Linked DNA regions of Homo sapiens: regions 1 and 2 are each linked to region 3. Evidence: chromatin loops called from intact Hi-C (ENCODE). Cell type or tissue: endothelial cell of umbilical vein. All regions are shown on one strand.

Region 1 (5,000 bases), 220 kb after region 3:
TGGGGTAAGGCCAGCTGCTTCCTTTCCTTGTAAGTCACCAAAAGTTTTACTGCTCTTTCCAGGACTTGTTCCAAAAGAAGAATTGAGCACACAGTCTTTGGAGCCAGTATCCCTGGGAGATCCAAGTAAGTTAATTGACAACTAGAAACCCACGGTGTCTTTGACATCTGAACTGCTCTCTCCTCTCTTCCCACTCACTCCCACTCAAACCTGCCTCTCTCCTACCGTGGATCTATTTATCTCCTCTCTTCTGACACCTTGTTCTAAGGGGAAAGGGAAGCTTTTGAAGGATATAAACTGTCTATGTGCATGAGGGGGAGAGGATCAAAATGTTTTAACATCACTATGGCAACAGGGTGAAGAATGGGATGGAACGGAAAGACAAGGAAGGATGAAAGGAGGAGACGGGCAGGTTAGCAGGGGCAATGGTCTACTGCAAATGATGGTGGCCAGAACTCGGAGTTGGAAGTGGAAATGAAGATAAATGGGCATATTCAAGAGATACAGAGAAGGGAGAATCTATAAGATGGAAGGTGGAGGTTCGAGAGAGGGAGAAGTTAAAGATGAGTTGAGCGACTAGGTAAATGGTACTACAATGAGGAACACTGGGGATGAAGCAGGTTTATGTCTATCATTTTCTTCGAGACATTTGATCTGGTAGAGAGAAGACTACCCAGGTCTGACATTCAGAAGGAACAGCCCAATCAGAAATTTAGAGTTGTAAGACAATGAGCTATGGTTCGAAACCGAGGCTATGAGAACAGAAAATGTGACTTAGGGAGACACAGTAAAGTAAGAAGATACAGAAGACTTAAGCCTGGAGAACAACACTAGGTGGAGGAGAAACCACCTGAGGATATCAGAAAGGAAGAACCAGAGAAAAACAAGGAAAATGAGAAAGACATAGTAGTAGCCTGCAAGGTATGGAAAGAAAGCACCTGCATATTCCGCTAGAAAGTCACTACTAGTCAGCCACCAATGGACAGTGAGGCTCAACCTTGCTGCATATGAGAATCACCTGAAGACATTATTAAAGATGCCCATCTTCCTGCCTCATACCTACTGTATCAGGTTCTCCCTAGACCTTGCTACCCAAAGTGTGGTCTGGAGACCAGCAGAATCAGCATCAGCATCACCAGGGAGCTTGTTAGAAACACAGACCTGCTGGTTCTACAGTGATTGATTCCTTTGCACATTTACCCTTGAGAAGCACTTTACAGAGTGAATCCCAGGAGTCTTCATTTGTTGAAGCTGCATTAGCAACCCTGATATGTACATGACTGTGGTATGTATCCAGAGTTAAGAAACACTGGCCTGATGTATTGGACAACACAAAGCATTAGTCTATAAAATGGTACCATGTTGAAGGAAACTACAGCAATTAAATACATTGATAGAGTGATTCCCATAGATACTATATCTTACTTTCTCTTCCTTGACTTTCAACCTCTGATCTCTTCTTTAGCCATAATAAATTGCTCACACTGAACATTGTATAACCCAATTCTACCTGTTAGCACTGATGCTGGCATCTTCAGATCAGAATGTTTTCACCTCTATATAAGAAAGTCATGGGTCTCAGTCAAAACATGCCCTGAGCTGGAACCATTGTCATTTAAAAGAGGAGCAAAAGTAACCGTGGTATCAGCCATCAGGCCAGTGAGTAAAGAGAATTAAGCAAATAGAGAAACAGCTCACCTTCTTAAGACCTAACTATAAGATGAATACGTTAATCCTGAAAACAATTCCAGATGTAAGAAATAAGGAGAAAAACTGCCTGTGAGGAATCAAAATAGATGCTACAATATCCATGTACTTTATTCATGTAAAAAGAAAATCCCCTCTGGCCCTTACTCTAATTAACACTTGTTCCCAAAAATACTTTATTCCAAAAGGTATATTGAACTAATCTGCTGACATCTGGAAGGGAAACTCCACCTCAGGATTACTTCTCCAACTTTACTGTGCACAGGAATCACCTGGGGATCTTGTTAAAATGCACGTCTGTCTCTATAGGTTTGGGTGGAGCCTGAGAGTCTAGCAAACTGTAGGTGCTAGTAGGCGGCAAACCCTGAAGAACTCCACTGCCACCTGCTGGCAACAATTCACACTGCAAGCCCCGCCAGAAAAAAAAAATGAGTTGGCCTTGCTTGGGAATCCACAACATGATAAGCTGCATATGAGAATCACATGCTGCTTCTCCTTTCCTTTACCCCAGGTTTTAGTGGCATTTTTCAACTCTGCTTCTGGACTTTATTTGCCTCTTTCATTCTTCATCTCAAGATCATGCTTGGGTATAGGCAGTTTGGGGACAGCAAAGGACAAGGGAAGCCAGTTGAAAAGGATGAATTGGTAGGCACTGAACGCCCAGGCAGACAGGAGGTAAAAGCTTTTCTTTTGAGATTTGCTACTGAGCCAAGGTACAAACAGGTGCCCTGATTCTAGATGGAGTGAAGTCAGCCAGTGCCAGACGGGTCCCTCTCATCTCCTACTTCCCTGGTTTTGATTGCCATGCAACACTGCAAGATAATAAAACACATTCTCAGGTATAACTTTTCTCCTAATCACAGTTCTGCAGTAGCACTCAGCAATAAATATTTCTCATCAATTCTTCTGCTCAAAACTTTGTCAACTCATGTTCATTTATTGCTTTCATCTTTAAAACAATTTTTTAAAACCAGCAACAACCCTCTCCACCTACAGAGCTTCTCCTCCTGAAGAATGGGAAGACTCCAGCTCTGTGGCAACAATGCACCGTGGAGAACATGGGTGGTTGTGTGCAGATTAGAGAGGTGCAGGTCCGTCTGGCCGCTGCTCCCCACCCACAATGGGCAGTGCCCCAGTGTCCTCTCGGATACACCAGCCTAGAAATTTCCAACTTTACTCACTCTTTTTTTTTTTTCCTATATGGAGCTCTGTTTTGAAACATTTTTGTCTTCTAAATTGCAACTGTTAAATAATTTATTTTTCACTTTTTACTAATCAAAGGGATCTATAGCTCCCAATAAGAACCTCTGATCAGCACTGAATAGTCAGTTTTATACTGAGATGATATCATTCCTGTCTACCGCAAAGGAAACACTAATTTCCATTAGCCTGTGTGGCTTTTCACTAGTTCCTTTTGATGTTTGAAAGGGTGAAAAGAGCTTGCAGCCCATCCATCCCTTTACCTCTCTTATAACCTTCATATATCCACAGAGATCCAGAGATCCTAAGGCAGAATAACTATCCTGGTCCTCATCACAACTAAAAGAAAGAAAGAAAAAAAATCTCGGATAGCTACGAACAAGGGCTGACATCCTATACATATATGTAGATAATTTCTTTGGTTCCCTCGCCCAGGGAAATGAAGGAGAAGATTGATATCAATTTCTTATTCTATAATTCCTGCCCTCCCTCAGTGCTGGCCTTGCAGATCTCTCACACCTTATAAAAATCCAACACTGGTTTCTAAAAAGTTAGGATGAGAGCAAAAAGCCACACGCTCTTGCGACTCAGTCTTGATGAATTCTCACAACGGGGAGTCTGCACTTACAAGATCTTAGCCTAGGAAACCATTGACAGCCTTCCCTAGCTTGGCTAGGACGTCGCTGCTTCTGAAACCCATAATTGTGGCAGATACATAGAGTTTTAAACAGTTATGGAAATAAGGACTAGCCTAAGTGTCCAAGACCCTGGTGCTCAGGGAAACCCCTGTGGGATGTAAATAAATATACCCTGCATCTTCCTACCTCTTTTTCCCTTTCTTTTCATTTCTCAGGGGGCTCTGATGGAGAAAGAGGAACAAGAGGATGCCCAGGTAAATGCAGTGAGAGATCATGAGAATAATAGAGTCTTTTTCCGTTCCGCAGACTGCAAAATTGACTTGTCGTTTTTAATTGATGGGAGCACCAGCATTGGCAAACGGCGATTCCGAATCCAGAAGCAGCTCCTGGCTGATGTTGCCCAAGCTCTTGACATTGGCCCTGCCGGTCCACTGATGGGTGTTGTCCAGTATGGGTAAGTGCAGTTAATGTTCTGAATCCAGAAAGGAAGTCATGCCATGTGCTTAATTTTATGCCACGTGCTTAATTTTATGCCACAAATATTACCAACATGTCCTTGAGCACAGATTTGTTCTCTTCCCTAATGCAAATGTAAATGAAAAAACTGAAGGAATCCAGATGCCTTTAAGAAATCTGAGACTTCCTGAAGGAAGGGACAGATTAAAAAACACTTGTAAGTAGATGGCATTTGCACTCAAGAATATTTATTTGTCTGGAAAACAGGAGAGATGCGTGTGAGTGTTAACTTAGCCAATAACCAGCTCTGTGGCCTTGGGCTAGGCCTTCGCCTCTCTGATTGTCAGTTTCCTCATCTGTAGATCATGAAGGTTGGATCTGCTTTCAACCCTATTACAGCATTTGTTTGAGGGACTCCACCCTGTGCTACAACCTATCCACCTATAGGTTAGACGCCTAGAGAACATGGTGCTTTAGGTTGTATCTTCTCTTTTCTCCAAATAACCTTAGGCCCCTGCACTGGTACTGGAAAAACTCACCAGGCAATGGAGAAGAATGGGTGGGAAGAGAGACGGCCCCCATCAGTCAGCTGAGCACCTAGATGACTTTCGCCAACCTGCTCTATTATTATACTTAGGATAGAAATGGAGGGCTCGTGTTGACATCCAGTCTCAATCTTTCATTTGGCGGTAATAAATCACTCTTATTTCAGATATGAATAGGTTTCTCACTGAAACAGATACATAGATATTGATAATAAACAATCAAAAGAACAAGCGTGCATAATCTTAAATTTATACACACATCTTAAATAGGTAGCCTTTTGACCAAGAATCATTGAGGGCAGGATGGGTATCATGCCTTCTACAAAGGACCAGTGGGTGTGGAAGGGGTGACGGAAGTGGAAACCATCATAACCTTTGGTGCCTATTGCTTAGAAGTGCGGTCACAGCTTACTCACCCTCCTGAAAAGAAAAACTATCCATACCTGACAACACC
Region 2 (5,000 bases), 76 kb before region 3:
CTCATAAGTGACAGCACAGTGTGTCCCCAGGACCAGACCCTGGACCCTGAATGGACAGTGCCTCTGCGCTGCAGTGCATTATACCCTGAAAGAGGCTCCATCCCCCTGTAAAGAAAGAATTTGGCATATTCTTTTGAATCCCTAAAACAACATGTGATGTGTAAGTAGATGCTCAAAATTTTTAAATGAGTAAATAATAAGTGAGGACAGTGAGGAGGAAAGAAAGACTGGAGCAGGAAGTCCCAACCAGACCCTTCATACAGATCTTCTTTTTAGTTGAGTGAGGGAGCAGACCCTGATACAGGGTTACCTTAACCAGAGCGTCAAAAGCTGATGGCCATTGGGACCCCTGATCTACTAGTTGAAGGAAGAATAATGTCAGCATGCTTATCACTGAAAACACATTTTGAGAACATAAGTAAGAGTGTTATGGAAGTGTGTGACATGAGGTGGGCCTACATGTCTACAGGCCAGTTGGACCAGTTTCCTGCATTGACGGTTCACCCTTCTGATGGGCACTCAGCTCTGGGCTCCATCCCTGTGTCAGCCTCATGGGCCTTCCAAGACTGATGTGTATTCTGTGGTTTATTCTGTCCCAGTTCAGCCCCTGAAGTCCAGAATCACAGAGTTTAACTGGGGCTTCCCAGACCCTCTAAGGCTAATGCTTGCTGCCACGTTAATGTACTGTTTTTAAGACGCCTTGTGCATGGTGTAGGTGCCACTGCATTTCAGTTACTTACACGGGCAAGGATTTTTTTTACATTGTCATTAGATATTGAGAATTATTTGCTGATTTTTTTTTTCAATAATAGCAAGTATAAATGCTGCCAAAGCTGATTCTTAATGTCAGAGGGATCCTGAGGAGAGGTTGCCATTTCCATTAGAAATCTATTTTGTGATTGAAGGTAAGATAAGGTATCGGGGAGGGAAGTTTTGGCTACATGACATCTATAACATCCCCGTGATTACTCAATAAGAAAAATTCAAGAGATGTGGACAGGTGTGTGGCCAGCTTAGCTGTGACACCTGATGCAAGAGATTAGAGCTTCCTGGGGACTTTGAAGTCTTGATGTCAGACCTGATCTGCCTTCTCATCTTGGGCTGCGGCTGGACCCTGCCCAGGTGGCCACTGTGATCTGAGTGTTCTTCAGGCCTCCTTAGGTGCACCATCTCCTGCACGGAGGAGCTGATGATTTTGATGACCTTAGGGATTTTGAAGCCAACACCAGAGTATCACTTTTCAAGAACTAGGAACAACTTAGGTAATATTTTAAAAGGTAGCATTCAGAATTATACTCAGGTTGCCAGTAAAAAAATTCCGTGCTAGCGGTTGGGCAAATGGGTAGTTTCCCCTCTACTATTTCTGTCTGTCTGAAAACAAAGCAAAATCCATGTTCTATCTCTAACAGGAAGTCAAAGAGTTATTTGTAGATTGTTAAAGCTGGATGAGAGGTATATCAGAGTCCATAGTATTCAGTATTTTTTAAGTTTTCTTCTTAATAAAAAGTTAAAATTGCTATTTGCAGACATATTATCAGATACCCAGCTGAGTTTCAGGCCTAATAATTCTGCTAACCTGGACTTAACTCTTGAAGTAGAGGATAGAGGAATAAGAGATTCACTGTGCATGGATTCCTTCTAATTCTGGGTTTAGGATGGAATGTGGTTGAACCAAAAAATCCACTATCTTTCTTCCTGCCACCTGGCTTTCTTGGATCTCTTACTTAGGGAATCCTGGTCCTACTTGGGACAGTGTTGAAGACTGGATGTCAGGCACGTCTTGACCTATGTGGATTTAGTAAGCCACTTCAGTCTCAGCTCACCCAATACTGTAAGTTGTGCTCCTCTAAAAGGCTGGAGTTCTGTGAGCTGTCAAATATATTGTCGTCTTCTTCATCAATCCCAAATTTATGGAAGCACTATATTCTCTCCCTGAAGGCTGATGATATAGCTTGAATCAAGCTGCCCTTCTAATGAGATTTCCACTGGGCTGCCAGAAAAGTCTGTACCAGGCACATATCTGGGTGGGAATTCTTTGAAACAAGAAAAAATGTTTCCAGCCCTGCCCATAATGCTTCCTCACTGAACAGTATCTCAAATGATTAAGCTACTGCTTTTGTGGCACGGAGTCAAACATAGTTTGGCTGACCCCAAGAGGCAGTGAAGTCAAAGATGCCATAGGGTCACATGTTATTAACATTCTGGTACATAACAGGGATCAAAACTCAGTTTATGGGTGGTATTGCTTCAGTGCCATATACGATGCTATTATTAGTAAGCCAAGAATAATAAAATATTCGTAATAGCCTAAAGACTGTTAGGCATGTGTTTTATCCTTTAACTCTAAACGTCCTGGAAACTAGTTCCATAAATGGAAATTAAAATATAACACAGTCTATTTTTTGCTTGTCCAAATAAGGTCATATGTTGGGTAACAAATGCGTAGCAAATGACTGTTTCTTAACCTAGGTCTTTAACATAAACATCAGAAATTTTTCAATGTTGAATATTGTCATATTTTGATTTTTCTCTGATCATTTAAAATGTCTTTACATATTTGCAATAAAACTAGAATATAGGTAAAGTAAATGCAAAAGACACTCACATCCAGCCTTAATATATCACTTTCAAGATTTTGTGATTTTTCACAGCTATATAGAAATATGTACATTATATGAGTGGCTTTCTTTACATGTTAGATCCACCACTTACATTAATAGTTAAACAAGTGTAGAAATAAATGTTGTAGAAGTAGTTTAATAGAGAAGAAATGTTTATTCTTACTTATACCTAGGAGTTCTGCTGCTGGTTCTCCAAGTCCAGCATGTCTTTGCTTGTGTCGGTAATGCCTTGCTCTTTGTACTTGATTTTGAGTAAGACTGTCATACTGAACCAAGTTTTACGAGTAAAAATGAAGATTGGTCTTATACTCTTAATTTGCTAGATGACCAAACTGATCAATGCCTTAAATGTTCAGAATTGTTGAGAGCTAATTCTGAAACACATGATTAGAAATTCCTCTGCCCCTGAGTTTACAGAGCTCAGCTGTTAAGTATTTCCCTGTTGAAGTGGCGTGCAAGGGGGTGGGTTGCTCTTTATTTCCTCTGCTGTCTACTTCCCATACCTAAAAGGGTATTATTGCTGGGAGTCTCATAATTTTCCTACTAAGACAATAATTGCATCTAATAGATCAGACTTGGGCCTGCTAATTTTCATCTAATCAACAGAGGCAGGAAAACATAGTCTGGAATGCTAACTATGTGAATGAAAAATATTTAGTCATTCTTGAAATGATAGGAATGTTTTTCCAACAAGCTTAAATAAACACAATCTCTTTTGAGACTGTGCTAAACTTTTTTTGGATGAGACAACTCTTAGGCAACCAAACAGAAGTTAATGAAGGTTATTAAGAGACATGCCCTTCAGAAAAGGCCTGCAGACTTTAAAAAGAAAAGATTCCATCTTCTTTATGCTGCAACCATTGATAAATAGCAGAATTGGTTTACTTTTTAGCTTTTGTCTACCCAGTAGAATTTAACATTTTAATTAGTAATCATACTGCCCAATGTTCAACAGATACCATTTTACCTAACATGGCTATATGAGACCATCTTATTTTAAAATCCTCATCTTCATCTCCTACTGTTTGCCTCAGTTCCAAGGAATTCATTGGACTCAACACTCCTGTATTTATAGCACCTGATTACACTTTTCCTATGAAGCATGTTTGTTTATTCCCACCAACACAAGGTCCCGCCAGATAATAAAATTATTTTTAAACATACTAAAATGTACATATTCAAGTGAAGTGTTTTTCCTTTCACAAGTTATATGGGAAAAATGTATACTTACTCCAGGGATACAGTCATTCAGAATATTTTTGGTGCCTCTCTTTTGAAACTGACTTTAGAGATCATAGCACATCCTTTTGAATATCCTTAGCTTTGTAAACCCTTGACTTTGAAGGTTTATTAGACTCTAGGAAATAGCCAAAGTCATTTATGTTGAAGTCTGGTTTAAAAAAAAAAAAAAGGTGGCCGATCTAGCTGAGTAAAACTGTTTAGAGGAAGCAAAAAGTGACAGTAAAATAAAGGCACTTTGTCTTCTATGACATAGTAATTTGCTCTGAAAGCAACTATGAAGAGGTTTCAAACAGAATTTTAACATGAACAGCATTTTGGCATAAGAATATAGCCTCTAAAAGTGAGTACTTTTATCAATAACACTTATTTGTAAGTATAACTCCTGGTGTGTTTATAAAAAAAATCAATTCACCTACTACATAGTATTTTTATGACTTCTAGGGATTAGAGGCATGTATTTAAATGGTCATATACTGTATTACAACGTTTTTCTGAAATTGCAGGTGTTCTATTCCAACATTTTTTTCAAATACATTAGACTAAAATAATTTGCCTACAGAAACAGGTCAAAATAGGTTGCGATTCTAATATAATTTATTTTTAGTATTTTAGTTATCCAATTCCACTTCTAGTTATACCATACTGTTTCCTGGTATAGTCTTAAGTATATCCTATAAAAACAGAATGATTTCACATTGCTTAATATATGAGGGTTAGCACTGAAGATAGTGAAAAATCCAGTGAGTCACTGTTAAACCCCCATTAGAACTTTTCTGTGTTGTATCTATCTGATTATTGAAGATACAGTGTCACACAAGCATATAAACCATCTGTTGCAATACTATTTTAAAATCGTAGGACAGGTTCAAAGAGGGGAAATGTCCATTAAAGAACGCCTCTTGCGCATGTGTGGGTCTCCCCATCACAGGTGGCTGATGAGGTGGCAGGAGCAGCATCATACCCACCTATCAGCCTCTTAATTTGAGAGCCCCAAATACTCCCCTGCATGAGCTCCCAGAATGCAGATTGGGAAATCTGTTGCCAGGGGACTCAGCAAAGCCAGATCTTGGTCCAGGGGTCATACCATCAGTTTAATCTAAATTTGATGTGCTTTGAGCAATACGGGACATGTAACAT
Region 3 (5,000 bases):
CTCTGAGACACGTTAAGTGTCCCACCGTCTTTTTGACGTAGACTTCTTGCAGGTGATGCCCAATTGTATAATCGAATGTTTCTTTGTAAAGAACAACAACAACAAAAGGCCAGAAATGATGTCCTCCTGGCTTCACTCTGCATGTGTGAGGCAACCTGGAGAGGCACCAGGCGGCTGCACCCTGGCCCGCTCTCTGGCTACCTGGCTGCATCTTCAGGCCTCCCTGCTCCACTGACAGTCTGGAAGATTCCTTGTCTTCTTTTGAGGTTGAGAGAGGTGAGAGGCAACGGAATGAAAACAAAAACTCAAACATCCCTTCATGGAGCTCATTGATGAGCTGCAAATGTCAGTGTGAGGCTTCCCTCTTTAATAGGAATGATCTCCCTTCCGGAGAAACACTTAACTACCTGCAGTAAAAACTCCAGGCATTTGATCTAGGCGTTCTTTTGCTAAACTTCCTACAAGCTACATTTTGTACACCTTCTTAATCTGCACAGAAGAGCTAACTTAAAGACTTTTCTTTTTCAAGGTGAAAATTTCATATAGTGAAAGGTAATTTTAAGCATACCCATTAATGTGAATGTTTCCCATGTTCATGATATTCCTTCAATCATTATACAAAAATGTGAATAAAAAGCAAATTGCTAGATACTTGATTATATATTCATATCTGTGTATAATTTTGTATAAATAATGTCGCATGCCTCGTTTGGCAGACAACTGAGTTGGCTGACTATGCAATACACCTTAAAAACACATGAATTTCATTTAAAGGAGGTAAGATACACTCTATACATATTTTTGACCTAGAACTCTAGTCTCAAACATACCGACATCTGGCCTTCTTCCCCCAAAAATGACATCTTGCGACTTAGACTTTTAGAATTAGAGTCACATATTTTAGTTTAGTTATTTTCACAAGCAGATTTTCTACACATGCAATACATTATGTTAAAATGTTAATATTTGTTTAAAACTAAGAGTGAAAAATGGAGCTATAAAACACGTCTTAAGAATGCATTTAATCTATTGTCGAATTTGAAAAATGCTTTTTCCTCAAAGGGAAATTCTGTTCATTATCAAGACTATAAATATAATGAACTTTTATAATAAACTTTTATTTCTCTCGTTAAGCAATGGTCTTAGTAAATTAGTAAACTACCAGCTTTCAGGATCTTCACTTACACAGAAAATGAAAAAGCAGAGAATGAGGAAAATAAGGATAACCGAGCACCTGTTTCTCTCCACCTGAATTTCCAAAGGTGTGGCGGAGGCCATTCTGAATGACATTTGAGATCCCTTCCATGCTGAAGCGCTAAAGGCGGCAATATACGGCCCAGAAGAAAAGGACAGAGAAAGAAGTTCAAAGTCTATTAGTAAGAATGTACCATGATGACTTATGTGCCCAAGAGGCAAGCAGTTAGAAAATGCCACTACTCATCCAGATAAAGCACATAAACCCATGCTCTTTTTAAAATGCTGTTGCTTCCATTTCTTTGCAAGTTAAATGCAAAAGCAACTGTTTTTATGCTACTATATTCATGCAGGCATTTTTCTGATGTAGCTAATTGTTCCAATGTAAATGTTGTAAGTTGTACACATATTTGTTCTATACAAAATTTACTGTGTAATTTTTAAGATACTTTTTGATATTATTTACCTACATTTTATCAGAAGTCTGAAAACTTAAGATGAACAGTATGCGTATTTTCAGCCTAAGTTTGTATAATTCTACCATCAGTTTGGAGAACATTAACATAACATTTAGCAAATGAAAATGCTGTTACTTGGAGAGCTGATTATTGCTTCCCACTCACTCTTCGGGCCACCTGCCACTGCCTTGGTGCAGAAATGCGAACTAGAAGATGGCATACGCTTCCTGGAGAGCAGAGTGGATCCCATGTGCCAGCCAGGCCCCCAAAAACTTCTCCAAAGACTTTTCCACTCCGTTTCTAGGAAACAATTCTACTTTCTTTCTCCCAGCAACCTCCAAGACTTCCTAGAATTCTTTGTACTGAAAAGGGAGTATTTTTTTCCTAAACAACTTATCTTGATTTGTAACCAGTCTACAATGTCATCAAGCATAGTAAAAAGCGTCTGGTGGCACCTCTATGGCGGCTGAGTCAAAGGAGTGAGATGGATTCTTACAGCATGACTAATTAAGGGGAAAGGCTTCGTGAAAAGGAAGTGAAGGCCTGACTCACTTGATGGTTCCTTCCCCTGGAATTTTATAGAGGAAATTTAAATCAGTAAACACATTTGAGGAGTCAACATAAAGAATATTTTACCAGGCCCCAAGGGGCAGAAGAAAGGAAACCAAGGGAATGGTCATCAAGAAATACATATAGTTTCATCCAGTGGTTCTCAAAGTGTAGTCCAGGGACCCCCTCCCACCCAACTCCTGCCAAGAGGTCCCTGAAATCCTCTCAGGAGTTCAGGAGTTCAAAAATGTTTTCTTAATACTACTAAAATATAAGTTGTCTTTTTTACTCTCATTCTCTCATGACTTACAGTGAAATATTCCAAATGACAGACTGAATGCAGAAGCACATTTGTGAATCTAGCTGTCTTTAATCAAGCCAGATGTTAATGAGATTGACAAAAATGCACAGCAATGATATTTTTTCATGATTTTGTAAAATATTATTTTTCATAAATATATGCTCTTTATAATGAATTTATTTTTGGTATTTTTCATGAATTTATATTTTTAATTTTATCACTTTTAATTTGTAACATGGCTAATATTAAGTTTCTTGGGGTCCTTGATAAATTTTAAGAGCGTAAAGAAGTCTTGATAACAAAAAGCTAAGAAATGCCAACAGGCTGAATCACTGAGGGAGCTATGTGCTTCTGTATCAGTCATGTAACTCTATGGAGTTACTGAAAATCTGAGTTCCAAATTTTACTACCTTACAGGAGACTGTACAAATATGCCTCTCCTCCTAAACCATCCAACTTCCCTACCTAGCCTTTCCCAGATTTGCAAGCCAGTTTTGCTTCAGCAAGAATCAAATGTCTAGTCAAGATACTTTGCTGACTACTCTTCACTTCACTGAAAGCATAACTATTAGCTTTGATGGAGGAGGCTAGTTATAAAACAAAAACCTACAGAAAACTATTTCTGTAAATTTTTCCAATGCTATCATAATTCATTCATATTTTTTAAGCAGATTATCAAATGAGATAACATCTTAGGCTTCAGAGTATATAATAACAATTATGAGAAACTATTCTCAAATAACCAAGTCAGTTTATTTTTTAAATTATTTTCATAAAATATATTTTCTTTCAAATGTGACAAAGAGAAGAGTACTTGTTTTTAAGTACTTAGTCTATATTACCTGGCTCCATTATCTATGAGCATGTTTAAGCTAGATACAAATTCATAAAATCTAAAGCTAGATAAAAAGTTTCAGAATCCACCTATCAGGAAACTAAGACACACTTTCTATTTGGAAAGCACATTCCAAAAACACTAGCTTTGTTTTCGCAATCAGAAAGCCAATTCCTGTCACTAGAAAAAACAAAAGTTGATGCAGTTTCAATTTCGTAACATGCAGATGTAATTTAGGTTTTCTTTATTAAATGTGTGGTTGCAGACATTACTGAGCCATCTCAACTACTGACAGCCTGACTACTTGTGAAAGATGGCTTTTGTGCCACCAGAATTTTAGGCTTAGGGGAAATTAGTGAAAATGCAACCCCATGGGAAGCCAAGGTAACCTGGAAAAACAAAACTAACAGCTGATGCCAGTGAAAGAAGGTAAAGTAAGGAATGCAGCAGAACCTCTGTCCTTGCTGCTGATGGCTGCTGAGTCAGTGGCTGCAGCTGACAAGACCCTACTGTCCCCAGCTCTTTCACTGGCAATGAACCAGGGAAGCAATGTGCAGCATGTACAGTTCAATCGCCTCTTGATCCATTGGAAAATTACAGAACAAGGAAATCAGAAGGTTCTACAGGAAAAAAAAGAAAAAAAAAAAAAACTAAAATCTACGTCTGAGAACGTGCTCCTATCAAACGCTTCAGTTGCAATCAACTCCTACCTCCCCAGAAGTCAGGCAGCATCAATATTCTCCCTCCACTGCATTTCCAAACTCTCCCTCTCTACTAGCTCCTTCCTGACAGCATCCCGAAATTCTCAAACCCTCAACCTCTTTCCTTTCCCAAGGTTTTCCTGAAACAGCTCTTCCCAACATCATTTATTTGATCTGGAAGACCACGGCCACTTTTCAGATCTCTGAGACATCCAGGAATCCCTCCTCCCTGAACCGCTTCCTTGGATTCAGAGACACCACACTCTCCCAGATTTCCCTCACCCCAACCCTCCTGCTCTCTAGTTGCTTCTTCTAAGAGGGGCCACTTTCTTCACTCATCCCTTAAATGCCAGTGTTCCCTAGGATCTTGTGCCTCTTTCTTGACTCACCTCTCAGATGCTGCTGTGCCTCTGGATTCTGTCCCTATTTAATTATCATGCACCCCCTCTGGGTATTACCAATCAATAGCTTCATCTTCTGCTTCCATAAATTGATAGCTCCACTTTACTAAGATCAGTAAAGTGCTAAGAACAGAGACTGGCACATGGCAAAGCTCAGTACATGTTAGCTATCTTTACTGTAATTTCCCTGAGCTTCACTCTGCATGTTTAATGGCCAATTGGACATCTGTACCTATTGTATGTTTAATGGCCTATTGACAAGCCTATGTTCCTGTCTATATTTAATATCAATATTTCTAAAACTCATATCCAAAACTGAATTCAATGTCCTCTTCCCCACCAAAACACAAACAAAAAAATTTAAAAACCGGTTCCTCCTTCAGCATTTTATTCTCCTCGTTCATTCATTTCCTCTTTCTTTCAAAAAACATCCTGAGCCAGATACCATTCCAGGTATTAGAGATTCAGAGTGAACACATCAGCCAAGGCCCCTCCCACCCTCCTGACCTTACATTCCAGCATAAGGGGGCACAAAAAGCACAACACGTAAATGAAGCGAAT

The links. Hi-C counts contacts between places; a loop is a spot of excess contacts. Peaks named below come from ENCODE experiments on the same cell type or tissue, not always from the same donor. Only the 100,000 strongest peaks of a DNase experiment are listed, where the experiment ranks them.
Region 1: it touches region 3 in a loop (2.5-fold over the local background); 6 of 110 quality-filtered maps call a loop at or near these places.
Region 2: a loop joins it to region 3, with 7 times the contacts of the local background. A loop is called at or near these places in 4 of 110 quality-filtered maps.

What each region holds. Positions count from the first base shown.
Region 1 is chr2:36,783,278-36,788,277 of GRCh38, forward strand. It overlaps VIT (vitrin), which reads left to right. Exons shown (of 16, transcript NM_053276.4): 11 at 63-125; 12 at 3,852-3,999. All of the region lies in intron 1 of LOC124905990 (a long non-coding RNA gene), which reads right to left. Among named protein-coding and RNA genes, the nearest start is that of VIT, 89 kb to the left of the region's middle. In endothelial cell of umbilical vein, a CTCF peak has its summit at 2,101 (motif pointing left); a DNase peak (open chromatin) is centred at 2,064; H3K27me3 peaks cover 866 bases.
Region 2 is chr2:36,483,542-36,488,541 of GRCh38, forward strand. The region is part of intron 7 of CRIM1 (cysteine rich transmembrane BMP regulator 1); the gene reads left to right. Among named protein-coding and RNA genes, the nearest start is that of FEZ2, 110 kb to the right of the region's middle. In endothelial cell of umbilical vein, no CTCF peak of the experiment used is centred here; DNase peaks (open chromatin) are centred at 2,170 and 3,170; H3K27ac peaks cover 5,000 bases.
Region 3 is chr2:36,559,551-36,564,550 of GRCh38, forward strand. All of the region lies in intron 5 of FEZ2 (fasciculation and elongation protein zeta 2), which reads right to left. Among named protein-coding and RNA genes, the nearest start is that of FEZ2, 36 kb to the right of the region's middle. RefSeq lists an enhancer at 1,528-2,727. In endothelial cell of umbilical vein, no CTCF peak of the experiment used is centred here; DNase peaks (open chromatin) are centred at 1,541, 2,161, 2,911, 3,691 and 1 weaker place; H3K27ac peaks cover 5,000 bases.